Regions from separate parts of the Homo sapiens genome. Here region 1 is linked to region 2. A link is an interaction called in ENCODE POLR2A ChIA-PET data of the cell type or tissue named here. Cell type or tissue: Panc1. All regions are shown on one strand.

What was found. Peaks named below come from ENCODE experiments on the same cell type or tissue, not always from the same donor. Only the 100,000 strongest peaks of a DNase experiment are listed, where the experiment ranks them.
Region 1: POLR2A ChIA-PET joins it to region 2 with 6 read pairs; 2 of 35 experiments call an interaction of 5 or more read pairs at or near these places.

The regions. Positions count from the first base shown.
Region 1 is chr11:87,009,030-87,017,029 of GRCh38, forward strand. LOC105369422 (a long non-coding RNA gene) reads right to left here. Exons shown (of 5, transcript XR_007062827.1): 3 at 6,893-6,982; 4 at 5,210-5,274; 5 at 3,412-5,061. Among named protein-coding and RNA genes, the nearest start is that of TMEM135, 25 kb to the right of the region's middle. In Panc1, no CTCF peak of the experiment used is centred here; no DNase peak of the experiment used is centred here.
Region 2 is chr11:87,249,464-87,257,463 of GRCh38, forward strand. The region is part of intron 6 of TMEM135 (transmembrane protein 135); the gene reads left to right. Among named protein-coding and RNA genes, the nearest start is that of TMEM135, 220 kb to the left of the region's middle. In Panc1, no CTCF peak of the experiment used is centred here; a DNase peak (open chromatin) is centred at 3,498.

The sequences.
Region 1 (8,000 bases), 240 kb before region 2:
TACAAAAAATTAGCCAGGCGTGGTGTTGGGCACCTATAGTCCCAGCTACTTGGGAGGCTGAGGCAGGATAATCGCTTGAACCTTGGAGGCGGAGGTTGCAGTGAGCTGAGATTGCGCCACTGCACTTCAGCTTGGGCAACAGAGCAAAACTCCATCTCAAAAAAAAAAATTTTTTTTGAAAATTTAAAAGTAAATTATTCTTATTATTTTTTTTTTCTAGCAGCCCCACTCTGGTTCTGTCCAGTTTTGAGGGTGAGGTCTGTAAAGGATTTTAGCCGATGAGTGATATTGTATTTTATAAATAGAAAATGACAGTTATGTAGAATGCTACTGCAGTATTTGGGCAAGAGAAAATGATGGCCTAAATCAAGGTTCTGGCAGTGAGGATGTAGAAGAAAAGATAGATTTGAGAGGTGTTTAGGAGCAGAATAAATAGAATGAGTGCCTATTGATGGGAGAGGGGTGCGGAGGGGTGTGGTGAGAGAGAGGGAGAAGTTATAGATAACATCAGTTTACTTGAATGAATGTGGAAGTATTAATGCCACTAACAGAAAAATGACTACAGAATAAGGAGCTGGTTTGGAGTAAGAGAGGATACATTTTACTTTATATACCCCAGTTTTGAGGTTCCCGAGAGAAATCCAGGTGGAGATGTCAAGTAAGATGTCAAAAATACAGGTCTGAAGATTAACATAGAAGTACAAATATATATTTAAAAGTAGTTGGAGTATGAATAATAACTGAAGTCAAGGTAGCAGTGTGCCAGGTGAAAAGGAAAGACAGGTGAATAATTAAATCTTGGAGTAATAATACGTAAGGTCTGGCTAACAGAAGAAGAAGCCAAGTAAGAAAATTGAGAAGAGACATTGTGATTCATTGGGAAAATCAGGAGAATGGATTGTCATGGAAACAGAGAATTCCAAAAAGAAGAGAGTGTTTGGGGATATCAGATACCCGAAAGAAAGCAGTGGAAACAAAAGTATTCATTGGCCTTGGCAATAAGAAAGTCATTGAAGACCTTTAAAAGAACATCAGAGTACACAAGCAACAAAAGCAAAAATAAATAAGTGGGACTATATCAAACTAAAAATCTGCACAAGCAAAGGAAACAATCAGCAGAATGAAAAGGCAACCTATGGAATGGGAGAAAACATTTGTAAACCATATATCTGATAAGGGGTTAATACACAAAATATATAAAGAATTCATAAAACTCAGTAGCAAAAACCAATGATCCAATTAAAAAATGGACAAAGGGCCTCAGTAGGCACTTGCCCAAAGCAGACATACAAATGACCCACAGGTACATGAAAAGGTGCTCAACATCACTAACCATCAGGGAATTGCAAATCAAAACCACAATGAGATATAATCTCACACCAGTTAGAATGGCTATCATCAAAAAGATAAAATATATCGAATGTTGGTAAGGATGTGGAGAAAAGGGAATCCTTCTCCACTCTTGATGGGAATGTAAATTGGTACAGCCATTATGGAAAACAGTATGGAGGTTTCTCAGAAAATTAAAAATGAAACTACCATATGACCCAACAATCTCACTCCTGGGTATATATTCAAAGGAAATGAAATCAATATCTCGAAGAGAATCTGCACGCCCATCTTCACTCTAGCATTATTTATAGTAGCCACAACACTAAAACAACCTAAGTGTCTATTGATAGATGAATGGGTAAAGAAATTGTGTTATGTATAGACAAACGGAATATTATTCAGCCTTAAAAAGAAAGAAATACCATAATTTGCAACATAGATGAACCTTGAAGGCATTATGCTAAGCGAAACAAACCAGACAGACAAAGCCAAATACTGTATTATCTTACTTATGTATAGAATCTAAAAAAGTTAAACCCATAGAAACAAAGAGTAGAATGGTGGTCGCCAGGGGCTGGGGGCAGGGGAAATGGGGAAATGTTGGTCAAAGGGAACAAAGTTTCAGTTATAAGATGAATAAGTTCTGGGGACCTAACGTATAGCTTGGTGACTGTAGTTACCATGCAATACTATACACTTGAAATTGTTGAGAGATCTTAAATATTCTTACCCACCCACCCCCATGAACACATACATACATGTAAGTTCACTAGTGAAGTGATAGGTGTGTTAACTAACTTGATTGTGGTAATCATTTCACAATATACATATATCAAATTATCACATTTATACTTTAAATTTATAAAATTTTGTCAATTATATCTCAAAGCTAGAAAACTTTTTTTTTAAAAAAGGAACTGTGAGGAGATGGATATATTAATTTGCTTGACTGTAGTAATCATTTCACTATGCATATGTATATCAAAGTATATTATATCCCTTAAGTATATACAAAAAAAAAAAAGAACTATTTAACATGAAAAAGACCGGGTGCGGTGGCTCATGCCTGTAATCCCAGCACTTTGGGAAGCCAAGGCGGGTGGATCACAAGGTCAGGAGATCGAGACCATCCTGGCTAACATGGTGAAACCCCGTCTCTACTAAAAATACAAAAAAATTAGCTAGGCATGGTGGTGGGCGCCTGTAGTCCCAGCTACTCGGGAGGCTGAGGCAGGAGAATGGCGTGAACCTGGGAGGTGGAGCTTGCAGTGAGCCGAGATCGCGCCACTGCATTCCAGCCTGGGGGACAGAGTGAGACTCTATCTCAAAAAAAAAAAAAAAAAAAAAAAAAAAACCATGAAAAAAACCCCATCAAAGTGTGAGGGTCATTGGTACTGGATTGTAGTATATTTAAGTATGAACACAGGGAAGCTGCAAAAGGATGCAGAGTGAGGTGGGGCATGGTGGCTCACACTTGTAATCCCAGCATTCTGAGAGGTTGAAGCAGGTGGATCACTTGAGGTCAGGAGTTCGAGACCACCCGGCCAACATGGTGAACTCCCGTCTCTACTAAAAATTACACAAATTAGCTGAGCATGGTGGCGCACACCTATAGTCCCAGTTACTCAGGAGTCTGAGGCAGGAGAATTGCTTGAACCTGGGAGGCAGAACCGAGATCATGTCACTGCACTCCAGCCTGGGTAACAGAGTGAGGCTCCGTCTCAAAAAAAAAAATAATAATAATAAAAGGATGCAGAGTGGAGTTTGGTGATGAAGGAAATAATAGTGACAGCTAACATTTGTTAAGTGCTTACTTTGTGTCAGGTTTAGTGTCTGACACATAACATCTAATTTTATGAACCATGTACAATTGTTGTCCCCTTTTATACACCAGAAACACGCTTGGAACTTAAGTGAGTTGCTAAAGATCACAGAACAAATAGGTTGCAAAACATGACTCAGACCTAGTGTTGACTGACCCAGGCCCAAGATCTTCACAGCCACATTGAGGCCAGAGAAGGTAGGGCTGAGAATATTCTTGTTTATATGGTTAAAAGATTATAAAAGGAAAGCTTCTTAATGTAATGATAGATTTAGTTTTTTAATAATAAAAATCACACACACAAAATCACATGGGACTATTTTCCTCAAATTGCCACTCTGTCTCATGTCTGGAATCAAATAATAATGAATGACTCCAATTCTTTCAATATTAAAACTTTTCACTCAACCAGCTAGCCGGTCAGTCATTAACACTTGCTGAGCATACACAGTACAGGATGGTATATTTGAAGTGAAATTAAAACATCAGTCTCAACTTCCTGGACCCTCGAGGAAAAGCAGCTGGTGAAATAGAGAGGAAAAGAGACTTCTAGATCTACCTTGGTGTTTCTGACTGGTGCTGGGGAGAGCCCAGAAAGATTTTAAGGTTACAGTGGCCCTTCAGTGATTCAGGTCCATCCTTGTTTCCCAATGGCATCTAGCCTCAGTCAGAAAGCTTTGCTGAGCCCAGTGCTCTGCAGACAGCCCTTCCCTTATGGCAAGTGCCTCTCTGGGGCCCTTGTTCTTCTTTCCTGCTGATAATTCTCAGTGAGTACCATATCAATCCATTTGAGGACCAGTAACCTAGGACCTCAAAGATAAAGGGTCAAAGCCTCTTTTCCTTTTCTTTTTTCAGGGCAGCTTCCTTGCAGAACTCCAGGGGTACCATCCACATTGTGCCTCTCAGAATATGTCCATCACAATCTATTACAATATGGATGATGTCCCCTGAAGTTGTGCAGCTTAGCACTGAACAGATATTTCAAGACCAAGTCATCGTATTATTCCCTTCTTCCAAGGCAGTAGGTCTCTTGTAGTATTGTAATTCACTCAAGTGACTCTTGCAAAATAAAGATCTATTCAAATGTGATTTTCCAAAGCTGTTTTTTTAAATAAAATTCATTTTCTGCTCCTCCAAGTGCCTCATTACACAAATAATAATAGCTATCATTTATTCAGCAGACATGGTACTAATGCTTTACATGCATTATCTCATCTCTGTTGCAGAAGAATTTGAGTATAATAGTGGAGCTAAAAAAATACAGAAATTATAGTATAAAGTGGAATGTGAAAAAGATCACATGAGTGAGGTAAGTGCAAAGCACCAGGGGAACTCAGAGGAGGGGGGATTATTTCCAACCAGAGAAGCTGATACAGCCAACATTCAACAAATAATTATTGTGTGCCTGTTACATCTTTGTCTCAAGAATCTCACATTCCATTGAGAAAAGGACAAGGAAACACATCATCTCAATAGTGAGATGTCATTTGATGACTGCAATCAAGCCATCGAGGCAGGCTCTTTGGAAGAGGCAGTACATGAACTATAGGCACTGAAGGTTTGGGGGACTTCTGAATAGACCAGGATGGGGATCCCTGATATCTCAAGGATTGTACCTGGATCTCATTACACTAGCCCCATCCTCTAGAAGAGAGGGAGAGAAACAAGGAGTTGTTCTCCATTCATTTCTCCACTCATTTCTCCTCTGAGGTCCCAATTTTGAAGACTTTAATGGTAACCAGTCCTTCCCCTCTGTACAACTGGCTTTTCTCCCACTGCAGATTGCACTGCACTTTGCTTAACTCCATTCGGTTTGTGACCTCCTCTCCAATTTACCAGTTCTGATTCACATGCTCCATCTTTATCCCACAGAAAAGAAACAGCCGGCTTTTGGACTTCCAAACCTCCTGGAAAAAAGCCAAGCTCCCATAAACTCCAGAATATGATTGTGTGAATTAAAATGTTCACATGATATCAACCATGCAGTTACTCCCAAGTTTATTTTGGAAAATATTACATTTGGAAAATGGGAAGCATTCCAGAGCATTCCCTTACCTTGAAATATCAGTAGACACAAGGGTATTTTGAGATCATTTCTTTCTCAAAAGTTAGCGAAGAATCTGTACAATTAGACACATAAAATTGCCTTAAATAACATTAGTTAAGGACTCTGGGGCTTAAAAATTTCTATAGAGTATTTGTTGAGAAATTTGGGACAAAAGGCTATAATTTTAACTCAGTGAAGCAAACTTTCATAATGCCTTTGAGTTAACTCCCAGTTGGCTTTTATTGCACATTTCACTTCCAATCATTGATGATTAGACCTTGGTCAGTTGCATGTTTCCCAAAATCTTACATGCTTCAAACTCTATGCCTCTGGCTATAAGAGGCAAAAGAGTTTAGAGTCCTAGCGAGAACTGTATCCAAACCCTAACAGCCCAGGCATCCAAGGGCCCAAGGGGCCTATACGTTTCTCCCCTACTCTCCTCTTCCATCCTTTTCTTCTCAGCTTGGTTTTGGAGTGCTAAAGCCACAAGAGGAGAGGTTCTACAAGGTCAGATGTCACAGGGAGATCTTATTGATGCACCTCTTTCTCTAATGCAGCCCAATTCCCAGTGCCTGTGATGTATTTGCAGTGGCTACAGTACAAATGAGATTGGAGGGCCTTGAGAAAAGAGGCCTAGAATGATAAACAGGTTATAGTCCTTGTATATTTATTCTGGCTTTGAAATATGAAAAGGCCTGAAACTCAATATTGTCCATTATATCATTTATGAAAAAGAAAACCCAATGCGTGTGTGTGTGTGTATGTGTGTGTGTGTGTGTGTGTGTGTGTGTGTGTAAATGCATAAAGAAAATGGTTACCTTTTGGGAAAGAAAGGGTAATTAGACAAGAGTAAAGGCAGACTCTTAAGTGTATATATAGAGAGATAGATAAACACACACTTTTTTTTTTTTTTGAGACAGAGTCTTGCTCTGTCACCAGGCTAGAGTACAATGGTGCAATCACGGCTCACTGCAACCTCTGACTCCCTGGTTCAAGTGATACTCCTGCCTCAGCCTCCTGAGTAGCTGGGATTACAGGCGTGCACCACCACACCCAGCTAATTTTGTATTTTTAGTAGAGATTGCATTTCACCATGTTGGTCAGGCTGGTCTCAAACTCCTGACCTCAGATGATCTGCCCGCCTCAGCCTCCCAAAGTGCTGGGATTACAGGTGTGAGCCACCACACCTGGAGGTTAAGTTTCTTAAACCCTCCAAGTCTCAATTTTCTCATCCATAAAATGATTTGTTATAAGAATGAGGGGTAAATGCTAATAACATAGGCAAACACCTAAAACAGTGTTTAATGCAATACAATGGTAATTATTATTGGTACTTTTATCATCATTATTGGTTCTTTCTATAATTGATAATTCTTCTTACTTTTTTTTTGAGATGGAGTCTCACTCTGTCGCCCAGGCTGGAGTGCAGTGGAGCAATCTTAGCTCACTGCAACCTCTGCCTCCCAGGTTCAAGTGATTCTCTTGCCTCAGCCTCCCGAGTAGGTGGGACTACAGGCATGCAGCACTATGTCCGGCTAATTTTTTTGTAGTTTTAGCAGAGACGGAGTTTCACCGTACTAGCCGGGCTGATCTCGAATTCCTGACCTCGGATGATTCACCTGCCTCGGCCTCTCAAAGTGCTAGGATTTCAGGATTTCAGGTGTGAGCCACGGCAGCTGGCCTCTTCTTACCTTTTTCTGTTGCTGTTTGTTTCCAAAACCTCTTCGAAATGCATTATCTTCTTGTGTTATCAATTCTCCTCAGCTTCTAATCATCAATCACTTTATGGTAAAGATACAAAACATCTAAATAAAAATAATTTTTAAATTCAATTGTACTTTCCCATTTTACAAAAAAAAAAGTGTTACACAGCATGTGTGCCTTCTGTGATTTGTACTGGGATAGAACCCGGATTTTGTCTTTACCTGGAATACAAAGATGATTATTGAAATGCAGGCTCCAAGGAGCTCCTAGTCCAGTGGAAATGATAGATAGCAGATATTGCTAAGTACTTGTTCAGAGATGTCTGAAACTGCCTTTCTTTCTCATTGCTGTGTGGGAGACTGTCATACTCCCTTATTAGGTATGGCATTTAGGCAGGAAACTTCAATTGGAAGTAAAACCCCCTGATTTCTGAGAGCAGTCAGAGGGTAGCTCCTGCCTGCCTTCCCAGCTAATTGCCTTCCATTAAGATAGTGAGTGGGTACAGGACAGGGAAAGGAGACAAGTAACTAAAGATAAGCATGAGGAATTAGGAGCAGAGGATGCCAGGGAGTGAAGAAGAGGAAGCAGTGTAATTAAAAGAGGCAGTAGAGGGATGTTGGCGGGACTAAGCAAAATGACTGAGGGTCCAGGCTCTGGAATCAAAATGCTTGGGTTCATATCCAGCTCCTTTACCTATGAAGTCTTTGACCCTAGACAATCCTCTTGATCATGAGTATCTCTGTTTTCCTTATCTGTAAAACGGGGGTCATAAATTACTATCTTCATAGGGTTGTTGTGAGAATTAAATGAGATAATAGATATAGAACAGACAGAGCCTGGGATACAGTAAATGCTTAACAAATATTGACCCGCTTTATGTTAGTGGAAGATGTCTAGGGTGATGCTCATTGTTTTGGGCATAGTTAGCCAGGTAAGACAGCCCTCTAGGAGAACCTGTGTGACTCAGCCACATGGAGGACACAGACAACAAGCTGCCTGCATAGCTCTTTGCCTTCCACCTCCAAGAGAGGAGGAGAGTTGTTTGCCTTGCTTCTTGCTCTACCCACAGCAGCTAGAATAGTGTCACTCACTGTG
Region 2 (8,000 bases):
TTATTTCTACATTGATGTTATTTTCTTCTGCTAATTTTGGGCTTGCTTTGCTCTTTTCTAGTTCTCTAAGATGCATTGTTAGGTTGTTTAAAGGTTTTCTGTTTTTTTGATGTGCTTATTGTTATAACTTTTCTCTTAGTACTGCTTTCACTTAGTACTGATTTGCTTATGTTGAAACATCCTTGTATCCCTGGGATAAATCCCAGTTTTTCATGATGAATTATCTTTTTACTGTGCTGTGGAATTTGGTTTGCTAGTATTTTGTTGAGGATTTTTGTATCAGTGTTCATCAGATATATTGACCTGTAGTTTTCTTTTATTGCTATGTGTTTGGTTTTGATATCAGGGTACTATTGTCCTCATAGAATGAGTTTGGAAGTATTCTTTTCTCCTTTATTTTTAGAATAGTTTGAGTAGGATTGGTATTAGTTCTTATAGTAAAATTCTGCAGTGAAACTATCAGGTTCTGGACTTTTCTTTGCTGGGAGGCTTTTTATTACAGCTTCAATCTCATCCTTTGTCTTTGATCTATTCAGGTTTTGGAATTCTTCATGGTTCAATTTTGGTAGATTGTATGTGTCTAGGAATGTATTCATTTCTTGAAGGTATTCCAATTTATTGGCATATAGTTGATCATTATAGTCTCTTAGGAGCATTTGCATTTCTGCTGTAATTCAGTTGAATTACATGAATCGCACTGTCTCCTTTTTCATCTCTGATGTATTTGTGCATTTTGTTTAGTTATTCTGGCTAAAGTTTTGTCGATCTATTTATCTTTTCAAAAAACCAACTTTTCATTTTTTTGATCTTTTGTATTTTTGTATGTATTTTATTCTATTTTGATATTATTTTCTTCTGCTAATTTTGGGCTTGGTTTGCTCTTGCTTTTCTAGTTCTTTAAGATGCATTGTTATGTTGTTTGCTTAAAGTTTTTCTGCTTTTTGATGTAGGTGCTTATTATAAACTTTTCTCTTAGTATTGCTTTCACTGTATTTCATAGATTTTGGTTTGTTGTGTTTCCATTTTCATTTGTTTCAAGAAATTTTTAAATTTTCTTCTTAATTTTTTCATTGGTCACTCAGGAGTGTATTGTTTAATGTCTATGTGTAGTTTCCAAAGTTTCCTTTGTTATTGACTTCTAATTTTTTTCCGTTCTGGTCAGAGAAGAGACTTGATATGATTTCAAGTTTTTGAATTTTTTAAGACTTGTTTTGTGGCCAAATATATGGTCTTAGGTTCTTTTTAAAAAAATATTGCTTAAAAATACATAAGAACCTAGCCTAAATAAATCAAATTATATACAGAATTTAGAGGTTAAAAGTTGTATTTCAGAGTTAGGAGATGTGCCTTAAATAATTAGATTTTATTGTAAAGGGATTACTTGCAGCAATGCAGAGAGTGAATTTGGGATTTGGAGGGAGTATATCACAGGTAATAGGGGATGCTCTTGCAGTTATCCAGCAGAGAAATGGTGAGGACTTGACCAAAACTTATGGCAATGATACGGTGGAGAGTAGGTTTATCTGAGATATGAGGATTGCTGCTTGGATGAGGAAGATGAAAAACGCTGGAAGGTAAGCAAATTATAAAATAGGAAAAATGTGTGAAAATTGAATACAAGCTTTGCAAATACTGAGGCTGAGGTTCTTTTATGACATTCAGCTAGAGAAATAATGGGTAACAGTTGGGTATTCAGAGCTCAGGTGATAAATCTGGGTCAGGGATAGAAATTTAGGAGTTATCAGCATGTAGATATTAGTTTAAACCATGCAGGTTGATAGTGTTCTGTAGTGAGAATATGGAGAGTAAGAAAAAGTGTTCCAAGTATGGACTGGAGAATCTTGATGTTTGAAGCATAGGCAGTAGGAAAGGAGTCAGTAAAGCAGAGGCCAGAGTAGTGGCAAGAGGCATTATAAATACCTTGTTAAATTTAGGTGCTACTGTTAGCTGTCACACTAGCTGTCTGACTTTAGACGAATTACATAACTTTGCTACACCTCATTTTCTTCATTATGAAAAGTGTAAATTAACATGTGGGCCTCATAGGTAGGGCTTTGAGGATTGAATACGACACATTGTCTTTCAAATGTTTTTGATGTGACAACCCAAAATAAGAACGATATTTTATATATTATGATTATGTTACCATATATACATGTATATATATGTATATAAATTTCCCAGAAAAATACTGAACCTTCCTACATGTGATATATTTGGATATTTCCTATTCTAATTTATGTAATTAAAAAGCTGCTGTGACTCACTGATGGCTAACAGCCAGTAGTGAGAAAAAACACTGAACTAAAACGCGTGAGCACCTAGAACAGTGACTGATCACTTAGCAAACGCAGAGTTAAGAGTAGTGATTGTTTTTAAACCAAGAGAGAAAGTTGACTAAATACACAATTTCAGTAAGGACAGCATTATCTTTATTGTTATTGCTCTAGATGTATCCAGTAAGTGAGAGGTAAAAAGTCTTCATCTGCAATCTGATGGTCAGTGGTAAGCTGCTAGAGAAATTTCTGTAGGTGGGTTGGGGTAGTGGATTAAGAAATAAATGTGAAATAAGGAAGTAAGAGTGAGTTTAGTAAACTCAAGAAGCTTGAGAGAAAAAGATAGGGCCATTTGCTAGAGGATTAAGGGTTTTTCTTTTCTTTCTTGTCCCCTTCCTACCCTCCTTCTCTCTCTTTCTTAGACTGGAGAGACTAGACTCTGGGAAAGTTTAAGTGAATAAGAGAAGATTGAAGAAGCAGACGAGATTGATAAATTGGGGAATGGGAAAGAGAATAGAGTCTAAACTCTGGTCCATAATGTCAACATTTAGGGGTAGATTATTAAAATTGTCTGGGAAAAATTATTATAAATGATTAGGAAGAAATAAAATGGTTTGGAAGCCTTGCACATGTGTTTTAAGTGAAAGAGGACTGAAAAAAAGTAGAAAATAGAAAAATCTAATGCTCGTGGCTTTCTAAATACATGGTCTTTCTTAAAAGATAATTTAATTTCTTATAAAAATAGACATGGAGCCGGGCACAGTGGCTCATGCCTGTAATCCCAGCACTTTGGGAGGCTGAGGCAGGTAGATCACCTGAGGTCAGGAGTTTGAGACCAGCCTGACCAACATGGAGAAACCCCGTCACTACTAAAAATACAAAATTAGCCAGGCATGGGGCACATGCCTGTAATCCCAGCTACTTGGGTGGCTGAGGCAGGAGAATCGCCTGGACCTGGGAGGTGGAGGCTGTGGTGAGCCAAGATCACACCATTGCACTCCAGCCTGGGCAACAAGAGCAGAACTAAATCTCAAAAAAAAAAAAAAATTAAAATATATATGTGTGTGTGTGTGTGTGTGTGTGTGTGTGTGTATTATATATAGACAAGGACAAACATGAAGCCATTATTCCTCAGAAGATATATACAGATGAAATGAGGCACTTCTATTATTGGCAGCCAAACCTGTGAGTTTACCAAAAATGCAAAATTTGTTCAATGAGAAGAAGTATTGAGATTGTTAGGAGTGTTACTTTCCTCAAAACAAATGGAAAACATGAGAAAACATAGGTTCATAAATGCTGTGAATCATTTCCTGTGAGAATACAAAGCTTATTACACCAAGTCACATGACTGTGATCTGACTTTCTTTATTGGTAGAAAAAAATTAGCCTGCTCATTTGTTGAGTGTACTCTAAGAATGAGAAACTTGTGGCAAATCTGTTGTCATTTTTTTACCTGTCAGTCTTTGAGGTAGTTGTGCCCAGATAGTTACTCTAACATTTTATAATGAATATAAATTGTTTTAGTAGAAGGCAAAGAGAAATATTGTATGGAGAAACAGCATGAACCTAAAATGCGACCCCTAAGGTAAGGACTTAATGGGACACAATCATGTCAAAAATGGCCAGTTGCCTTTCAGACACTTGCAATAAAAATGACATTCTTAGGTGGTTTTAAAAATGTGAATATTTTGTTTGTGATTTTTCACTGATGTCAAAGTTCAAAAGTGGATGACATTCACATGTTTTTAAATCAGTGGAAAACTCACACCACTAATATGTTATTCATTGCTGATGGTCTTATTCTAGTTCTACAGTAGTTCCCAGAGGTTCCACTGGATACAGTAGCCTCTTTGTCAATCAAGATTGTTGTTTGAACTTAAAGGATGAGCCATATATATATATATATATATATATATATATATATATATATATATATATATATATATATATATATATCCTGGTGTACACTTCTAACCTGATGGAATTTTAACCTGTTAGCATTGTTAAGGTACATCAAATTGGCACTGTGTAATCTTATTTCTAAGTTACAATTTACCTAGAATTTAATAGTAACAATCGTTGTCTCATGAAAAAGTAAATTTGTTTCATGTTTTACAAATTCTTTTTATATTATTGACAAAAAATTGATAATTCTTATAAATTCAGTTTACTCTTTAGAAGTTATGAGAAATGAAAATAAATTATTCTTGTTTTGAAAATGACAGTCCACAGATTTTAAAAAAACATTTTTTCAATAAAGCATTTCTGTTTTGAGCAAGAAGGGTGTCTTATATATAACAATCTGTTACCTTTGCAGAAGTCTCAGCACATCAAACATTCATAGGTAAAAGAAATAATTATGATAAATTTCTAATATCAGTGGTGAGTTTTTAAAATAATTTGAGTATTTTTTTCATTGACAATGTCAGTAATAGTTTATTAGTATTGGTGATTACTAGAGGGAGTTTTAGGTAAAACAGTACCCAGTAAATGTTTGAATGAATGATACTCAGTTAAAAAAATTTAAGGATTAGAAGTAAAATTTTTAGCCTTTCAGAGTTTTCATTGACTTAATTAAAAAACATACATGTGTTTTAGGAGATTCCATGGTAGAATAGAAATTGTACAGTCTTCAATGCCATATATAACAGACCCCTCTTTAGGTTTTGGCTCTACCACTTACAAACTCTGTGGCCTTCAATAAGATACTTGGCTTCTTTCATTTTAAATTTGTCATGGATAAAATGATCTCTGTGGCTATGAAAAGTTAGAACACATAATCCTACAAGAACATAATATTTTTAAACATTATTTATGTTTCCAAGCCCATCTTTAAAAGTTATTCAACCTATAAATGAATCTATAAAATATAGTTGAAGTGCAGTGCCAATGCTACTATAGAAACAAATAATATTTATGATAATATTTCTTTGGGAAAATACATTGATGTCCAGCATGTTAGCACTAAAGCAAAAGGACTGGGAATTATCCAGATGTGAGCTACTCCACAATCCCATATTTGGAGCTAGAGTTCAGTGTGTGGGTGGATGGCGAGTGATGGGACAGAAGGACAGAACTGGAGATCTTAGGGAGAGAATGGTTAAAAACAAAATAAGGGCCTGGTGTGGCAGCTCATTCCTGTAATTCCAGCATTTTAAGAGCCAAGGCAGGAGGATTGTTTGAGCCCAGGGGTTCGATACCAGCTTGGACAACATAGGGAGACCCCATCCCTACAAAATATAAAATAACAAAACTAAATAGGTTAATACTACAAATTGAGGAGCCAAAGGATTGGGATAATGATTTAAAGTGGGGCTTTTCCTTTCCTTCCTCTTTTTTTCCCTTTCTTCTCCATTTCTCCCCCACTCTGACACCATTCTGACTAGAGGAATTTGGGACAGCACAGTAAATGGGACTGGACAAAAAGGGATCTTGGAGTATAGAGTGGAGATTGGCACTTCAGAGCAGGTAGGGGTCGGAAGAAGAGGGCAGGGCAAAGAAACAAATGTGTTGGCCCTGAATTTGCAGAGGAGCAAAATTCTGCCATCCTTCTCTCTATTGCCAGCCTTACTCTGAACTAGTTGTTAGTGTATCCATTGAAAACTGGATTTAAAAAGCTAGAAAGATTAAAATGAGTGATGAATGAAGCCAAACAAGGTATCCAATTTTTCTTCATTATTTATATCTTTCTGGACATGTTTTATCATAACTAAATAAAGCCACAGGTGACTCTTAAAGTATCTGCAAGAGCTGGGCATGGTGGCACATGCCTACAGTCCCAGTTACACAGGAGGCTGAGAAAGGAAGATTGCTTGAGCCCAGGAATTCAGGGCTGTAGTGCGCTACGATTGTGCCTGTGAGTAGACACTGTACTCCAGCCTGGGCAACATAAGGAGAATCTTGTCTCTTGAAAGAAAAAAAAAAAAGTATCTACAAGCAATTTAAAAAATTATCATAGCCAAAGAGCTGCCATGCAGTTGGCCTTCTTTCTTTATAGTTGACTGTTTCTCTCCCTGCCTGTAAGAGAGGAAGTGAAGGTGAAGAGAAGGGAGGGTTAAGAGGAAATGGTTGCTAGAAGCAGTGAGGTAAGAGGAGGTCTTCAGTATTTATCTAGAGTAGCCTTTTATATTTAAAGGATATATATTCATTTTGTGTGTATCTTCAATGTAGCTATAAGACATTATTTTCCCAGAATTTGCTAGTATATCATCTGGTTGGTAAGTTACAAAACTGGGAATAACTTTTTAACTTTATAATGAAATACATTGATGTTTCAGGGATCTATTAAAAACATTGACCTCAAGACCTGCCTATTACCCTAAGGGGTAGATTACTCCCTGTCTCCATGTTAGGACAACCTTTTAATGGATGTCTTTTAAAATGAGGTTTTGAAGTTATAAACTTATTTGAATTTACTTTTAAACTAAATGTCGCTTTATGTTTAAATATTATTAGAGGATCCATTATATTAGCCAAAATAAGTGATTCCAACTATATAAACTTACATACCTTTATACCTCAGTTTTAATTACAACTAATTCCACCTCATTTAGGCTTGAGATATAAATATAATCTGATTTTGAAAATATGAGATTAAAGTTATTTGGAATAAGATATAATTTGCAAATTATAAATTCAGAAGTTGGAAGCGGTTCGCTATGAAAAGATGAAAAAATGCAGATACCTTAAAGAATTAACTTTTGGGTTTGTTTACTTAAATTATGTTGTAATATGTAGTATGATTCCTCAAAATATTTTTTAATTTGGGAATTTATGATGAATATAAAAAGATTCATTGAGAATGAGGAAGCTTCATATAGAGACATGATGCCCTGTGAATTAAAGTCAATAACTGGAGTTCTGTAGAGTATTTTAGAGGACAATGGCCTCAAATTAAGATTATATTAAAGTGATTTTTTGGGGGCAAAAACATGTCTTTTGCTCATTGTGGAAAAATGAGCAAATATGATTGAACAAAATAATAATAATTATCACCCATAATCTCTTCTTTCAAAGACAAGTAACTACCAGCTTTGTTTGTATACTTTTAGTCTGTTGGCTATGCCTCTATCTGTCTGTTGGTCCTGCTTGCCCTCACTCTTCCTCTTTTCCTCCCTCCTTTGCCCCTTTCTTTCCTCCTGCCTTCACTTCTTTCCTCTCTCCTTCCACACATTTGTGTGTGTGTATGTGTATGTGTATATGTGTATATATGTCTTTCAGCTTCTCAAATGAGATTATATTATGTAGGCTATATGATTATATGCCTTTGTATTTCCATATAAACCCTAGAAATGGATTCTTATACTAATCTTCAGTTCTTCACTAAGAAACTGGTGATAACTCTTAGCAATGTTGAGTGTGACTAAACATCCAAACATTATATCCTTTCGAGTTCTGGAATCCTCTTTTGCATGCTGTCTGCTTCTTGTTTAAGGAGCATTATTACTAATCACAGAAAGTTCTTAGATGAGACTTTACTGATACAGATGCTCAAATTTGAAGCAGTTAAATTTAACTGTTTGCTTTACTGCTTGTGAGGTGCTATAACTCATTGGGCTATGCTATAACTCACTGTGTCTTTCTCAAGCCTGATTCTTTCTTTCTGTTATTTTCTTTTGTTTAAGTTCTGTGTCGGAGGTAATCAAAAGACACTATAGTGTAGTTGAGAGGGAACTCTGGGGTTCAGCTGTGTTGGTTCAAATCCTTCTCCATCTTACTTGT